2 separate regions of the Mus musculus genome follow, and region 1 is linked to region 2. A link is a loop called in an ENCODE intact Hi-C map of the cell type or tissue named here. Cell type or tissue: gastrocnemius. All regions are shown on one strand.

What was found. Peaks named below come from ENCODE experiments on the same cell type or tissue, not always from the same donor. Only the 100,000 strongest peaks of a DNase experiment are listed, where the experiment ranks them.
Region 1: it touches region 2 in a loop (4-fold over the local background); 3 of 42 quality-filtered maps call a loop at or near these places.

Annotation. Positions count from the first base shown.
Region 1 is chr7:28,540,622-28,548,621 of GRCm38, forward strand. Sycn (syncollin) reads left to right here and starts at 264. Exons shown (of 2, transcript NM_026716.3): 1 at 264-683; 2 at 1,453-1,589. The coding sequence starts at 289. The coding sequence ends at 1,462. Nccrp1 (non-specific cytotoxic cell receptor protein 1 homolog (zebrafish)) reads right to left here and starts at 6,458. Exons shown (of 6, transcript NM_001081115.2): 1 at 6,130-6,458; 2 at 5,669-5,731; 3 at 5,535-5,586; 4 at 4,618-4,713; 5 at 3,801-3,939; 6 at 2,975-3,651. The coding sequence starts at 6,439. The coding sequence ends at 3,511. Gm38977 (a long non-coding RNA gene) reads left to right here and starts at 7,399. Exons shown (of 3, transcript XR_881919.2): 1 at 7,399-7,726. In gastrocnemius, no CTCF peak of the experiment used is centred here; no DNase peak of the experiment used is centred here; H3K4me3 peaks cover 412 bases.
Region 2 is chr7:28,487,556-28,495,555 of GRCm38, forward strand. No RefSeq gene overlaps it. Among named protein-coding and RNA genes, the nearest start is that of Ifnl2, 19 kb to the right of the region's middle. In gastrocnemius, a CTCF peak has its summit at 3,112 (motif pointing right); DNase peaks (open chromatin) are centred at 627, 3,109 and 3,414; H3K4me3 peaks cover 697 bases.

The sequences.
Region 1 (8,000 bases), 53 kb after region 2:
ACGAGTGCTAGGCAAACACTCTGAGCCTTATCTCCAACCCCTAGACTGTCTTTAACCAGTCCAAGGCGTTAGGGTTTTATCCCCATCTTGTATTTACTATTCAGTGGTGTGATGTTTTCCACACTGCTCAGGTAGGTCTCTGGTGCCAAGGACAGGGGGCGTGTCCTCATTCCAGTGAGCGCCAAGGACAGGGGGTGTGTCCTCATTCCTCCCTTGTCTTTATCTCATATATTCTCTCTTCCCATGGGTCATAAGTGCACCTCAGACCTCTCATGGTTCATTGTCACCATGTCCCTGCTGTGCCCACTGCTGCTGGCTTTAGCCCTGGTGGCTGTCCCTGGTGCCCATGGCAATTGCCCGGTGCCCGCAGACCTGAAGAAGTCAGATGGGACGCGTACGTGCGCCAGACTCTATGAGAAGAGTGATCCATACTATGACAACTGCTGCCAGGGGCCCGTGTTGTCTGTGGAGCCAGGTACTGACCTGCCCTATCTGCCCTCGGGCTGGTCTAACACTGCATCGTCTCTGGTAGTGGGCCAGCGCTGTGAGATCACTGTGTGGTCTCTCCCCGGTAAGCATGGCAAGACCCGCAAGTTCACCGCGGGTTCTTACCCTCGCCTGGAAGAGTACCGCAAAGGCATCTTTGGAGACTGGTCCGACTCCATCTCTGCCCTCTACTGCAAGTGAGTACCTACCCAATCCCACCACCCAAACCCAAGGCTCGCTCCCACAGAATCCAGAGACCCCCAGATTCATACTAAGAAAAGTAGATTTCTCCTTAGAAACTGTTCCTGGAGGTCCCATCTCTGAGTGCACCCCCTAGACTAATCCTGTCATCTTCTATCTTATGGCCCTCACCACCACCCCTAGGCTCTTAGACAAACTCTAGGCTCCCCATACCAGGAAGTCAACAATGCCAACCAACTTGTGCCTCCATTCTAGAAACCCTTCCACTCAGCGCCGCCCTAATTCTGCACTTGCATGAGGTTTCCTGGCCTAAGAATGAGGGGGTCACTGGCTCCTCTGGGGTCCTTAGACCCCTAAGCCAGCCCTGCCTCATTACATTCGAAAGCCCCTAGATCCAACTCTGAGACTTAAAAACCTCTCAGGCCTCGAGACCCCAGGCCCAAATCTTGAAGAGTCAGTCTGGTCTAACCCTCCACCCCCACCCACTTTGTTTAGATTAGCCCCAAATCCTGAAACCATTTGTAGACCTCCCAGGCTCATTCCTAGTGGTCCCCAGGTCCAGCAATCGTCCCAAGACCCACAGACCTCGGGTATCCTCTGTTTCACTGTAACAACACCCCAAGTCAGCTCAGCGGAATCCCTCAAAAAAAAAATGCCTGACCCCAAGCTCCTCAACCTGGAGCCTTGAACCCCTCCTCAGACCTTCCCACACGGGACAATCTCTGTCCGGACACCCCCTGTTGGGAATTCATGTTTCTGTTACAGGTGCTATTGATGCCTTGAGGCTCTGTCTACCCAGCCTGGCCTTGGGAATTGCTGTAGCTCCAAGAGCCAGGAGGCAAGATGACCCCACGACCTGCTCTCATAGCTTCCCTGTAATACAGCCCTTTCAAAGTTACAACCCTGTGTGACATCTGTGTGTGTTTGAGACCCAGCATCCACGGGTGGGTAGAATAGGAGACAGCAGAGTGATCAGATCTGAGTCAGACCATACTGGGGACGCAGCCTTTGATTGTAATTTGGGTTGGGATGAACAAAGACATCCAGGGAGCAGGAGCGAGCACTGCTGGCTGCTGTCTAAATATTTAAACACTTCTTGATTACTTCTCGACATTAATGCCTATAACGTCAGGGTCATTCTAGGACCTTGTGCCAGGGTAGAACCACAGTGTATTGGATGATGTGGTAAGAGGCAGCGGCTCTACCATTGAGCCACGCCCCCAGCCCCTCACTGGGGGATTCTAGGCAGGGACTCTACCACTGAGCCACGCCCCCAATCCCTCACTGGGGGATTCTAGGCAGGGGCTCTACCACTGAGCCACGCCCCCAATCCCTCACTGGGGGATTCTAGGCAGGGGCTCTCCCACTGAGCCACACCTACATCCCTCTCTTTACTTTTTTATTTTGGAACAGGGTTTAACTAAGTTGCCCGGGTTATCTTTTAACTTGAGATCCCTTTAACTCAGCCTCCTTAGTAGAGGGACTTAAAGACTTGACACTGGGTTGTTAATTACATTTAATGTCCCTTCCCTGACATATGGAAGACACTTTAGTTCAAACTTATGTTTCTGTTCAGGTTGTGATCTCGGCTTCACCTTTGTCCCAGGCGTGGGAGCTTTTAATGGCTGTCTGGTTCGAGTGAGTCTGGGATGTCCTAGGCAGAGAGATGGGTAGAGCTCTGTAGGAATGTAATCCAGGGTAGACTGGAGACAGGACTGGGATTTGGGGAGATTCTGAGAGTTAAGGGATGAGGAAGAGCAGGTATGTGAGAATACTTCAGGGCACACACTGGGGGATATAAACAGGTCAACTGTCAGGGGCCTATGAGATGGATTAGCCCATAAAGGGACTTGCAACCAATCCTGACAACCTCAGGTAGATCTCCAGGACCCACAAGGTAGAAGGAAAAACTGAGGTCAGGCTAGGCCCAGTGGTGCAGACATATAACCTCAGCTCCTCAAAAGGCTGAGGCAGAAGATTGAAAATTAAAAGCCAGGCTGGGCCACTTAGACCTTGTCACAGAATTTCAATAAATAAAAAGAACTCTGGGGATATAGTTCAGTGGTAGACAACTTGTCCAGTATACACAAAAGAACCTGAGTTCAATTCCCTGCACTGCACAAAAGAGGTAAGAGGTAGGAGGTCAGAGGTCACAGTCAATGAAAAAGATCCAGAGGTCACAGAAGTACCCGGAGTTCAAGGATTGGCTGAGTGGGTGAGATGTGGACTGAGGGGGCTTCTAATGAACATAGATAGAGCAGGCAGACAACCAGCCTCTGAGCACATGTTTCTTAGAGCCACTCTCTGAAAGTTTATTCACCAGCACGGAGACGATCAGTTGGTCTACAAGGGGTGGCCCTGCCCAGAGACACACATTCATAGAGGCGTAGAGATGTCAAAGGAGAGCCAGGGACCAAGCAGGATCTGAGAGGCCTGGGCAGGGAGAAATAGGAAGGAGCTGGGGGCAGAGAAGGGAGCAAGGTGGGGCCAGGGGTGAAGGAAACGGGGGTGGCGGGAGGAAAGGTCCGAGGATGAGCAGGGATGGGGGGGGGGGGGGAAGAAGGGCTCTAAGAAGTGAAGAAAAGTCAGAGGGGTGAGGGGGGCTCAGGGAGGAAAAGAGGGGTCAGACGAAGGTAAGGAGGCATCAAGGAGGTGAGAAGGAGGATTGGTTGGGGGTGAGGAGGGGTCAGACTGTTGCTAAGCACACACACAAAAGGCAGAAGCCAGGGAGCATCATAGAAATGCCAAGGGCTCGGAGGTGACAAACATCAGGGACTTTCAAAGGATCGATCGCGTTAGCCTTGGGGAGAGCCTGGTCAGAGGTCACTCCCGGAGCTGCACAGACACAGAAGAGTCGGTCACCCTTGTCCTCCGCAGTCCCCCAGGCTCCATGCGGTTCTTAGCCTTGTGCTGGAAGTAGACAAAGCGCACTCCGGGGCCGTACTGGCGGAAGACGTGGGACACCTGTGGCAGCCCAGAGTTAGGAAGAAAGTCTCACCAGGGTCCCACAGCCTGCTGGCGTCCCTTCCTCCCTCTGCCCAAGGTCGGGGGGGGGGGGGGGGGGGAAGAACACCTGTGCAGGCGGGCGGGACCTGGCAGCGCATTTATCTCACCTGAATCCAGCGGCCAGGGGGTCCTCTCCCATTGGTCCGAGGGGCCACGTGGTGCTGGGCAATGACCGTGCGGCGGTCAGCTGCTAACAGCCAGACATGCAGCTCATAAACACACTGGTCTAGGCGGCTGTCCTCGAACCTGGAGGAGGTTCAGATTTTGACTGCCATGCGGCCACAACATCATCTCATCCCCCAGCCTGGTCCTAGACCCAGCTACGACAATCTCCAGATCTAGCCTCCGAGCCCTGGGCTGGCGGAGACCAAGACAACCCCATGCTCTGTTCTCTGAGGCCCATTGTCCAGGGGCGGTCGGGGGCTGGGGGGAGTTGACATGTCATCAATAGTGACGGCTACATCTGTAGATGGAGGGGCACAGGCACAAGTTGAGGTGAGATGGGGTACAGGCAGAGGGTAAGAACTGAAAGAGGGTGCTGGTAGAGTTTAGGGGTCCGGTGGGGAACACAGGGCATTGGAGCAAATTCATATATGGCCCCTCCATATGACTGGAGTAGGTTTCCCGTTGGAGCTGTGTGGAAAAAAAAAAAAAAAAACCTGTCTTTTTAATAGGAGAAAAATGAGTCTAAAAATCAGGGGCATAGGCTTCGGGGAATAAAGGAACAGCCTGGCCCAGAGGGAACCCACCCAGCTGACACCTGAAAGATACAAAGGTTGGGGCCGGAGGAGAGAAGGCTTGGGTGAGACCACAGAGTCAAGGGGTATTGGTGAGGGAGGGGCTCAGGCCCTCGGGAGCAAGGAAGTCTGAGCTCTGGAGAGCCTCGGATGACGTGAGCAGGTAGTCAGGGAGGGCGGGGCTCACCAGTCCATGATGGTGATGTCAGGCTGTTCGTCATCCAGCAGCTCCTCCCACAGCTTCTTGGCCAGCAGGTTCACGCACTGCTCCTTCACAGTCCAGCTGCAGACAAACAAGAGAGGAGATGGGCCTGGCAGTCCCACAACCCTGAGGTCTCCCAGGGAACAGGAAGCATGGTGACAGGGTTCTAGGTACGGCAGGAGACCCTCCCCCTCAGCCCCTACCCCCCTGCAGTAGGACCTGGCAGTCCTGGTTCCCAGGAGACCCTGGAGAACAATACACACAAACCCTCAGTTCCAGGAGAGAGCTGACACTTAAGGTGATGACTGGATCCAGGCCTGGAATCTTAGCTACTCTATGAGTTAGAGGATTGGAAGTTCAAGGCCTACTTGGGCAACTTAGCGAGACCCTACCTCAGAAAAACAAAAACAAAAACGAAAACAGACTAGGAGCATGGCTCATCAGGAGAGCACTTATCCAGAATCCTCCGGGGAGGGGCTGGGGGCGTGGCTCAGTAAAAAAAAAAAAAAAAAAAAAACCAAAACAAAAAAAGTAGCGATTTATCTAGTTTAAGGGATACTTTAATCAGTTCATTCAAAAACAAGAACAGATTTAGGAAAGATGAGATTTGACCCCGAGCCCCTGAATTACACACACCCTCCCATCTACGGTTCAGGAGCTCAACTGGACCTGGAGGTCTCTCCCAGGGAAAGAGGGTGAGATTTACCAAACACCTACTGTGCGCTGACCAGACATCTTGGGCGCCTGTGCCGCATGTTTCATAGGCAATCAGTTATGACTAACCCTGTCACGGAGCCAGAAAGGGAGGCCCCCTCTGCAGGCGCCTCAGCAAAGAAAGTTTGAGGAGAGGAGAGTAATTCCTCCTGCCCCCACTCCCACCCCCAGACCCTGTGGCAACTCACCTGAGAGGCCCCTGGAGGTTCTGAGTGGTAATGTACCATCCACGGAAATTACCTGGCCAGTGAGGAGGATGGAAGGGTTGGTGGGATGTTCCTTGAGGGGTACCATCCTCCCAGGCAGAATCCCCAGTGCTTACCCAGCTCCTTCAGGGGTTTTCGGGTGGGACCCGTGGGGGGCGCCGGCTGGTAGATATTAATGCCTGAATCACACAAGGGAATGGCGCCTCAGGCCAGTGCCCACCTCCTCAAGTCTTCCTACCCCTGGAGCTAGACTGGAAGGGCAGGAACCCGAGCCGGGCTAGACCAGCCTGGCAGGGATTAAGGAGGTTGGTGGGCGGTTATGGTGAGTCTCTGGAGCTCTGGAAGAATCCAGAGAAAGGGACCGAAACACGGGTAGAGGGGAGGGAGAGAAACGGAGACAGAAAGACACACAGAGACAAGATGCAGAGAGTAGGACAGAGATAGGGAGATACAGAAGTGCACTGACGAGGCAGAGATGCCTGCTGAGAGAAAGAAATAGACAGGAGCCACAGAGAAAGATGAATAAGAGACCGAGGGTCTGAGCAGCGCGCCAGGGGTCCCCAGGCTGCGTCCCCACCTTCTGGGTTGGGTGAGCTGAGCAGGTTGCGGTAGAGCGGCCGCTCCAGGAACAGCAGCTGCCAGCTGATTCTCGGGGGCAGCTCCAGCTTCCCGCTCAGGGGTCCCCATTCTTCTACTAGCAGCTGCCTGGCTTCAACCTCAGTCGGTGCATTGGGCTGCGGGAGCTCCGGGGTCACCGGGGACGTGGGAGACCTTGGGGACGGCGGTGGTGGCGGGGACTGGGGATGCGGCGGCAGTTCCTCCGAGTTCAGGGACCCCTCGGCTTCCATCCTGCCACTGAGCGTGTCTCTGTCCTGTGTCTTCTCCATCCCTAAGGTTTGGGCGACTGGGTCGTGGTTCCTAGGATCCAGGTTAACTGGAGGTGGAGGGGCGGGGCAAGTCATCGGGCTTTTAAGAGAGGGCGTGTTAGGGGAAGGATCTGAGCCCCGGGGGTGGGGGGGCCCTCCTCTCTCAGACCAGCAGCCCAGTTCTCAAGGTCCTCCTCCTTCTGACCTAGTGTTCCAGCCTCCCCAGCCCTCCTCCCTCAGACTCAGTGGTCCAGCCGCCAGCCTCCTCCCTCAGAAAAGGTCCAGTCCCCACCCCCTCAACTTCTCATTCTTCTGCCCCAGTTTCCCCAGGGCCAGCTGAGGACCTCGCCTGACCCCTGGGGCTAATGTCAAGCTCTCTAATGATGTGTATCCTCCTCCTTAAGGAGTTTTGGCTGGCAAAACTGAGGCCAGTTAAAGCCAACGCCACCCCTTCCCCCTCCTCACCCCCATGTGGGGCTCAGAATGGGCAGGGGTCCAGCCTCAGGCTCTCTCCCGGGATTCACAGGAGGCACTCCGATAATTTTTTTCTTTCTTCTTTTTTGGTCCTGGAGAGCGAAACGTGTTAATCAAAGTGAGACTAGAAGCATAGATGGGGGAGGGGGGTGTCCTGGAGGCCGTAGCCCCTGGCTGTTTCCCCCCCCCCCAATTACTGTGTCCTTCCCTACTTCCTCCCTGAGAGAGTATGGGCACAGTGAAGGCAGAACTTTGGGGCATGAGGAACCTGTACGGCCAGATACCCAAGGCCACTTCCTGTCTGTGGCCCCATTTCCCGCCCCGGTCTACTTCTCCCTAAGTGGAGACCATCAGCAGCGGGGAGCTTTGGTGACTCTGTTTGCCAGGAGGTGTTGGCGCTCTTAAACTCATCTCACTAACAAACAGGAACAGAAAGAGGATGGGCAGTTAATAAGCAGATATGGGGCCTGCCTGAATTCTCCAATCCCCATCTCTCGGACAACAGCCCTGGGCCAGCTACTACTGACTTCTTTTTGTTGTTGTTGTTTGTGGGATTTTGTGTTTTGTTTCCAGACAAAGCCTTAGCCCAGGCTGTTTTTTGAACTTGCTATGCAGCCCCAGGTAGCTTTGCTGCCTCTATCTGCCAAGAGATTGTGCACAAGCTTGCCCCACAACACCCTATGTGTGTGTGTGCTACCATTCTATCCACATGCTATCCCCACACTCCCAGGCCAGGCCCTCAGACTTCCACACCGCCTGTCCTTCAGACGCAGAAAACAAGATGGCCTCAGACAGACACCAGGAAGTGGAGCTCACGCCCTAGTCCATAGTGGGGTAAGCTAGCCCATCTCCATACCCACCCTGTTGTTACACCCATCTTGTCAAAGAAGAAACAGAGACACAGAGAGGTCTAGTGACTCACTTGAGGTTGCACAGCAGGGACAAAGCAAGTTGGACAGAGACACAGGAAGTCCCAGGTATGCTCAACAGCGATCAGATTTAAATCAAGAAACTCAGTCACAGGCTGATGGTGATGTGGGCAGTTAAACCCATTCAATGTCCTAAGGGCCCTGTGCTGAAATGGCAGCAATGATAAATAACATCTCCA
Region 2 (8,000 bases):
ATCTCTCCATCCTCTTACTTTTTATTTTTAGCTATGTGTATGCGTGTGTCTGTGTGGTTGTCTTTGAACATGTATGTAGGTGTTCAGAGCAGCCAGAGAGGGCGTTACTCTCTTGGAGCTACAGTCACAGGTGTTTATGACTTTCTTTGCTCCCCTCCCTTCAGGACTCCCCACTTTTCTCTTTTCTATTCCAAATAATTATGCTTTTATGGCTTTCCTACGTACACTGCTAAATGTAGATCCTGCACAGGAGAGGAAAATCGTGATATTTGCCTTTGTGAGTCTGGTGTATTTCGTTTGACAGGAGACTTTCCAGTCGCATCCATTTTTCCAGCAAATGGCCCAGGTTCATCCTTCCTGAACAGTAACGTGAGTTTTAACCATTCCCTCTCCGCGGTGCAGCGATTCTCACTGCCTGGGTCGCCTGGGATCTTGTCCCACATGCATACTCTCTGATGAGCTCCAGAGTCAGTAGTTCTGGGGTCCGGTCCCCCAGTCCGTGCTCCAGGCATGCCTCCAGCCCATTCCGGGTTTCTGGAGAGTTTGGACTTGGCGATGGAGGAAGGCGGCTGCACCAGTCACGGCTCTGGGACGTCGCCCAGGTGTTCTTAGTCTAAGAGTTCCCCAGGGAACTGCCCGAGACTATTCTGCTGATGTAATTGCAGGGCAGGGTGAGGAGGGGAGGAGGCGGGGTGGAGAGATACCTGGTGGGTGGGGCCAGAGGATGACGGACAGAAGACTTGGTCGCAAAGAGAAACCCAGGAGCTTGGAATCCTGACTGGAAAATCCTCAGAACCTAGAGGATGGTGGGAGGAGAGGAAGTTGCCCTGACTCACCCCGAATTCTAGCGATGGCGAAGGCACACAGCAAGGAGGGAGATGTTTTTAAAGAAATTGGGGCACGGAGGAGGCCTTTCTTGGAATCTTAGGGGACACATGTAGGAGTTTTGGGGGGGTGCCAGAAGAAAGATGATGGGTTTGGATGACTTGTGCCACACCCCGTAATAAATAATGAGAGTCACTATGCTCCATGAAATGTTCCAGAAGCCGTTTTCTTTTTATTACCCGCCCCCTTAGGCTTTTTTTTTTTCTTTTTTCTTTTTCTTTTTCTTTTTTTTGAGACAGGGTCTCACAGGCTGGAACTCTCAAGCTGGCCTGGAACTCACAGAGATCCTCCTGCCTTTGTCTGAAGGTTAGGATTAACGGCCTATGACACTAACAGGCTCCCCTGCCCCCCCCCCCACTTTTATACAGGCTGGCCTTGAACTCTCTATGCACTCAAGGGTGACCTTAAACTCTCGATCCTTGGACCTCCACTTCTAGAGTGCTGGAATTGCAGGCATGAGCCACTTCACCCCCTCAAACCTAGGGCTTCCTGCATGCTAAGCAAGCACTCTATCCACTTCAGCCAAATCTTCAGCCTCTATAAGCATTTTATGCCTATGATTATGCAGACTCCTCAAGATAACCCGATACAGTGCTGTCTGTGTTGAAATGTCAGTGTAAACAGCAAGCCATCCTTACAGCTCCTACATACACACAAACACAGATCCACACCACACAGACACACAGGTACATACATAGACAGACAGACAGACAGACAGACACACACACACACACACACACACACTGGCATTCTGAGTTAGGATCTCATATAGCCTAGACTAGCCTCAAATCCACCATGTAGCTGAGGAGGACCTTGAACTCCTAGTATTCCTGCCTCCAATTTCCAAATGCTTGCCGGGTAATTCAGGCACTCCCACCATGCCCTGCTTAGAGTTTGTTTGAGACAGGGTTTTTCCTTGGGTATCATAGAACGCCTGATCCTCCTGCTTCACCCTCTTAATCTCTGGGATTACAGAGGTTCAGCATCACTGCAGAGACACCCCCCCCCCACACACACACACAACCTGATCTGTTGTGATGTGTGTGATTGAGTGCCCTGAGGTCACATGACTCTACAGAACTCCTTCACATTGGTTGAGTTGAGGTCACAGGACTGCAGAACTACTTCCCAGATGCCAGGGCCCTGGACTTCCAAGAGGAAAAATGGGTGTCATCAGAGTGCAACAGGTTATCCCTGTGGAGGGCAAATGTGTGGGTTTTCTTTTTTTTTTTTTTTTTAATGTAGAAATGGGTGATTTTTTTTTTTAAGATTTATTTATTTATTTTATTATATGTAAGTACACTGTAGCTGTCCTCAGACACTCCAGAAGAGGGAGTCAGATCTCGTTACGGATGGTTGTGAGCCACCATGTGGTTGCTGGGATTTGAACTCCTGACCTTCAGAAGAGCAGTCGGGTGCCCTTACCCACTGAGCCATCTCACCAGCCCAATGTGTGGGTTTTCAATGTGATACTTCTTGGTTCCATCAGGCTTGTATGGTAATTTATTACTTTTACCTGTTGAGCCATCTTGTTGGCCCTAGATATTCATTTATTTATTTAGTGTGTGTGTTCATGAAACCTTGGTTTCTGTCCTTCTCTTCTCTTCTCTTCTCTTCTCTTCTCTTCTCTTCTCTTCTCTTCTCTTCTCTTCTTTTCCTTTTTTAGCAAGAGTTCCTCGCTGGACTGCTATTAAACAAGTAGGCTAGGTTGGCTGGCCAGCAAGCCCCAGTTTATCTTCTTCTCTTCCCTAGCTTTTTTATGCCGGTGTTGAGGGTCTAACCCTTATTCAGCAAGCACTTTGCTGGCTGACCCATCTCCCCAGGCCTCTTCCTCCTTTGAGAGGTCTTATTCCTTATTTCATTACCTTCCTAACTTCTGTGTGCTGGAATTACTGATCCATTCTGCTATCATGGCTCAGAATCCTTGCTTCTCTGAATTCTCTCTCCCTCCCTTCCTCCCCTTCTTTCTCCCTCTCCCTCCCCCCCCCCCTTTGTTTACTCAGTGTAGTCCTGGCCGGCTGTTCCAGATCTCATTCTATAGATCAGGTTGGCCTCACTCGCTGCCTATGCCTCCCGAGTGCTGGGATTGAAAGCACGAGCCAATACTGTCCATCGCCTCTTGGTATTTTCAATCGATGATTGGTTGAGTCCACACCTATTAAAAGACACCCCGCCCCCTCTCTGTATTATTCTTTGTAGAGTAGAAACTTGGCCAACCTGGCCAGTAGAGGGTGCTACAGGGACACTGGCAGTAACGAAGGTGGCCGGTCAAGCAGTAAGGATTCTGGCCCTCTGGTTTCTTTAGGTGGCAGGACAGGGATACACTGAGATGAAGAAGGGGCAGCTGTCTTGGCCATGTCCCTGACGCCACACGCTTAGCTGGCTAGAGTGTCTCTAGATGTCTCTGTGAAGCTAGCCTAGTGATTGTTTTTAGGTCCTGTCCCAACTCCGAGGGGACATATGCTGAGGTGGAGGGCCGTGGCATGGGGGTGCGGTCGGGAGACTAAAGAAGCCTTCTTCCCACCCAGCTGCCTCAAGCTGCCCGTGCGCTGCCCGTGCGCTGCTGGAGGCTCCTGCCGAGGTCCTCCTGAACTTCACACAGTTAGCGGCACCCTGCTCTAGGCGCCCTCCCACCTGCCTTGCCTGTGGGCATCTAGGGATCCTTTTGTGTTACCAGTTGACTAGGAGAACTTTGCCCTGGTGGTGGCGCTCTGATATCCCATCAGGTTCTTTTTCTTTTTTCTTTTCTTTTCTTTTCTTTTTTTTTTTTTTTTTTATCCGAGACAGGGTTTCTCTGTGTTGCCCTGGCTGTCCGGGAACTCACTTTGTAGACCAGGCTGGCCTCGAACTCAGAAATCTGCCTGCTTCTGCCTCCCAAGTGCTGGGATTAAAGGCGTGTGCCACCATGCCTGGCTCTTTTTCTTTCTTTCTCTTTTGCTTGTTTGATTTTGTTTTGTTTTGTTTGTTTGTTTGTTTTGTTTTGAGACCGGCCTTCTCTGTGTACCCCCTTGGTGTTTCTTAATAATGCATTATATTACCTTCTTCTGTTTAGCAGAGCAGGTGGCCCCTGTGCCCCGCGTGTACTTAGATCCATTTAGCTATTGGTACATGCCGTATAGACACACAAAAAGCACATGGTCTGTACCCTCTATGTCAGCCAGTCTCCTGTGGCTATAACACAAAGCTGAAGACTGGGTACTTGATAAAGAAAAAAGGTTTACTTTGCCTATATTCCTAAAGGCTAAAAGGCCAACATTCGGGCGTGCTATGTGTTTGGCCTCTGTTGCAGATCCCCTTGGCGGTATCACAACAGGGCAAAGAAATGGAAAGAGAAACAGCCTCTTAGGAACAGCTTAATGCACAGGGAAGCTTGCTTCCCAGCAGCACGCTCCTGGAGAACAAACACATCCCGGAGACCAGCATTGTTTCTTACTAGGCCCAACCGGACACACGTTTTACTGTGTGTGTCTTCTTGTCTATCCACCCCTCCCCCACTAGACTGTGGGCTGCAAGGGACCCACACCAAGTAGGTCCATGTTAAATTCCCAGGCCTAAAGTCGTGCTTAGCACATAATGATTGCTTAATATAGGTGCTTTTACTCCTAATTAAAATTTGAGTGTAGCAGAAACTTCCTTCCTGATTTTCTTGTTGGTTTATGTTTATGTTTATGTATGTATGATGTATGTGTGACATATGTGCAGGTGCCTGGACACATGTGCACGATCATTGGAATCCAAAGGAAGGCACTAAGTGTCCTCTGCTCTCAGTCTGTGCCTTATTTCTTTGACACAGGGTCATTGGACCCAGAGTGTTGATGTGCTCGGCTGGTATCCAGCAAGCTACTGTTGCCTGTCTTTATTACCCTACACCCAAGCCAGCATTGACGTTCTTTGTCTTTTAGGTGGATCCTGGGAATCTGGATTCAGATCCTAGTGCTTTCTCAGTAAGCATTCTTACCTACTCAGTCAATTTCCTTATCCCCTGTGGTGGTTTGAAAGTCTTTGGCCTATAGGGAATGGTACCGTTAGGAGGCGTGGCCTTGTTGGAGGAAGTGCGTCACTGTGGGGGGTGGGCTTTGGAGGTATCCTCCTATGCTCGGGCTCCACCCATTGTGGGAGAGAGCTTCCTTTTAGCTGCCTAAGGGTGCCAGTCTCTCCTGGTTGCCTTCGGTCAAGATGCAGAACTCTCAGCTCCTTCTCCAGCACCGCATCTGCCGAGACACAGCCATGCTCCCTACTGTGATAATAATAGACTGAACCTCTGAACCTGTAAGCCAGCCCCAGTTAAATGTTGTCCCTTTAAGAGTTGCCTTCAGGGCTGGAGAGATGGCTCAGTGGTTAAGAACACTGACTGCTCTTCTGAAAGGTCCTGACTTCAATTCCCAGCAACCACATGGTGGCTCACAACCATCTGTAATGGGATCTGATGCCCTCTTCTGGGGTGTCTGAAAACAGCTACAGTATACTCGTATAAATAATAAATACATAATAAATAAATAAATAAATAAATAATATTTTTTTAAAAAAGGGTTGCCTTGGTCATGGTGTCTCTTCTCAGCAATGGGAACCCTAACTAAGACATCCTCCACTTCCTTATTTATGTATTTACTTTGGAGTCAGGGTCTCACTGCATAGCTCTGATTGACTTGGAATTAACTATGTGTGTCAGGCTGGTTTCAAGCTCAGAGATTCACCTACGTCAACCTCTGTAGTGCTAGGACAAAACTCATGTGCCATTGAACCTGATAATCCCCCACTTAAAAAAATAATTTATTTTTATTCTATATCCATTGGTGTTTTGCCTGCATGTATATCTGTGTAAGAGTGTCATAAGCCCTGGAATTGGAGTTACAGACAGTTGTAAGAGTTGTCATGTGGGTGCTGGGAATTGAACCCAGGTTCTCTGGAAGAGCAGCCAGTGCTCTTAACTGGTAAGCCATCTCTCCAACATCCCCACTCCCCCCTCCCCTTTTTTTTGAGACAGGGTTTTTCTGTGTCATTCTGGCTGTCCTAAAACTCACTCTGTAGACCAGGCTGGCCTTTGGACTCAGAAATCTGCCTGCCTTTGCCTCCTGAGTGCTGGGATTAAAGACTTGCGCCACCACTACCCAGTTAGCTCCACCCATTCAAACTTATAAAGCTGTATGGGTTGGTGTGACGTGTCAGCAGCAAAGCCACTTGCCTCTAACATGATGGCCTGACTTTCATCCTTAGAACACACAGTGGAGGGAAAGAATTGATGCCATAGGTTATTTTCTGACCTCCATCTGTGTGCATTTTGGCATGCACATAGGCACACAGGCACACAGGCACACACACACACACACACACACACACACACACTTTACAGGTTGGCTTTTATGTATGTGTTGGTAGGGGCATATGCTACTTGTGTGTGTGTGCCCATGGAGGCTGGAAGAGGGCATCAGATCTCCTGGAGCTGGAGTTACAGGTGGCTGTGAGCACCTGACCTGGGTGCTGGGCACTGGATTCTGGGTCCCAGGTTGAGGACCAAGTGCTGTTAATGCCGAGGCATCTCTCTAGCCCCTTCCTTGTTTTGGGAGATAGGGTCTTGCTTTGTAGCCCAGATTGGCCTTGTGAACTTGAGATCTTTCTCATCTAACTGTCAAGTGTGGATGATTATAGGTGTGTGCCATCACACCGGGTGGCTTTTCAGCTTTCATTTGGATTCTGAAAAACAAATTTATTAAGTATATTAGTCAGTATTATATCAGGCAAAAAAGAGCAGGTTTTTTTTTTTTAAGATTTCTTTTATTATTGTATCTAAATACACTGTAGCTGTCCTCAGACACTCCAGAAGAGGGTGTCAGATCTCATTAGGATGGTTGTGAGCCACCATGTGGTTGCTGGGATTTGAACTCATGACCTCTGGAAGAGCAGTCAGTGCTCCTAACTGCTGAGTCATCTCTCCAGGCCCAAAAGAGCAGTTTTTAAAAAATGAATTAAGAGGGGCTTACAGTGTACTTACATATAAATAATAAATAAATATTTTTTAAAAATCATTAAAAAATGAATTAAGAGCCTTCCCTCCCTCCTTCTCCTCCTTCTTCCCTCTCTTCTTTCCTTCCATTTGTTTTTTATCTAACAACATACATATATATCATCTATCTAGTTATCAATCTAGCTATCTATATTTGTGTTTTGATATCTTTATTATGTAATCCTGGCTGTCTTGTTAAGAAGACCAGGCTGGCCTCCATCTCACCAAGTGGAGAAAACCACACTGGTCTCAAGTGCTGGGATTAAGGGTTTGAGCCACCATGCCGGGCTCTATTATCTGGAACAAAGGAAGGTGCTGGAGGCTGTGGCTGAGAGATGTGAACATTAGAAGCTGGGGCTCTCAGACTGCCTGGGGAGTCAGGAGGGCGGCCAGATTCAAAGTGAGAACCAGAAGAAGGGTTCTCCTTGATAAGTCCTAGGACTATACACCAGCCATGTGCACTGACTGCCCTTCCTTCCAAGACAGGAATCACGTATATAAGAAAAGAAACCTCACCATCCCAGCATAGGAGCCAAGTCCTCTTGACTCACAGCTAATACTCCACTATGGCCCAACCTATTTACCCTTCTTCCACTGAACACTCAATAAAATAAAGTAAATAAATGAAAAATAAAAAGAATTGAGAGAGGATGGGGGCATGTGGGAAGCAGAGTGGGCAGTTCAGGAGGTTGAAGGGACAAGTCCCACTTGGGACACAGAGTGAGTTCCAGTCCCACTGGGGCAACTTAGAGAGGCTCTAACCCAAACAGAAAGTACAGCCGGGTGTGCTGGTGTACACCTGTAACTCTAACACTTGGTGAGTGGAGAGAGAAGGTACAGGAATTTAAAGCTACCCTCAGCTACATAACAAGTCAAAGGCCAGCCTGGACTACATGAGACCTGTCATGAAGAAGCAAATAATAAATGAAAGAAATGACAAATAAAGAGAGAGCATATCTGTAGCTCAGTGGTTAGTGTTTGTTTAGCACGTGCAAGGCCGTGGGGATGACCCCAGGAGAGGGAAAGCAAGGGGGATCTCAAGGCTCTTGGCTTATACAGGCTCCATGCTGGAGGCCACAAGACAGGATTTTCCTACTCTGAGGACACCTCAGCT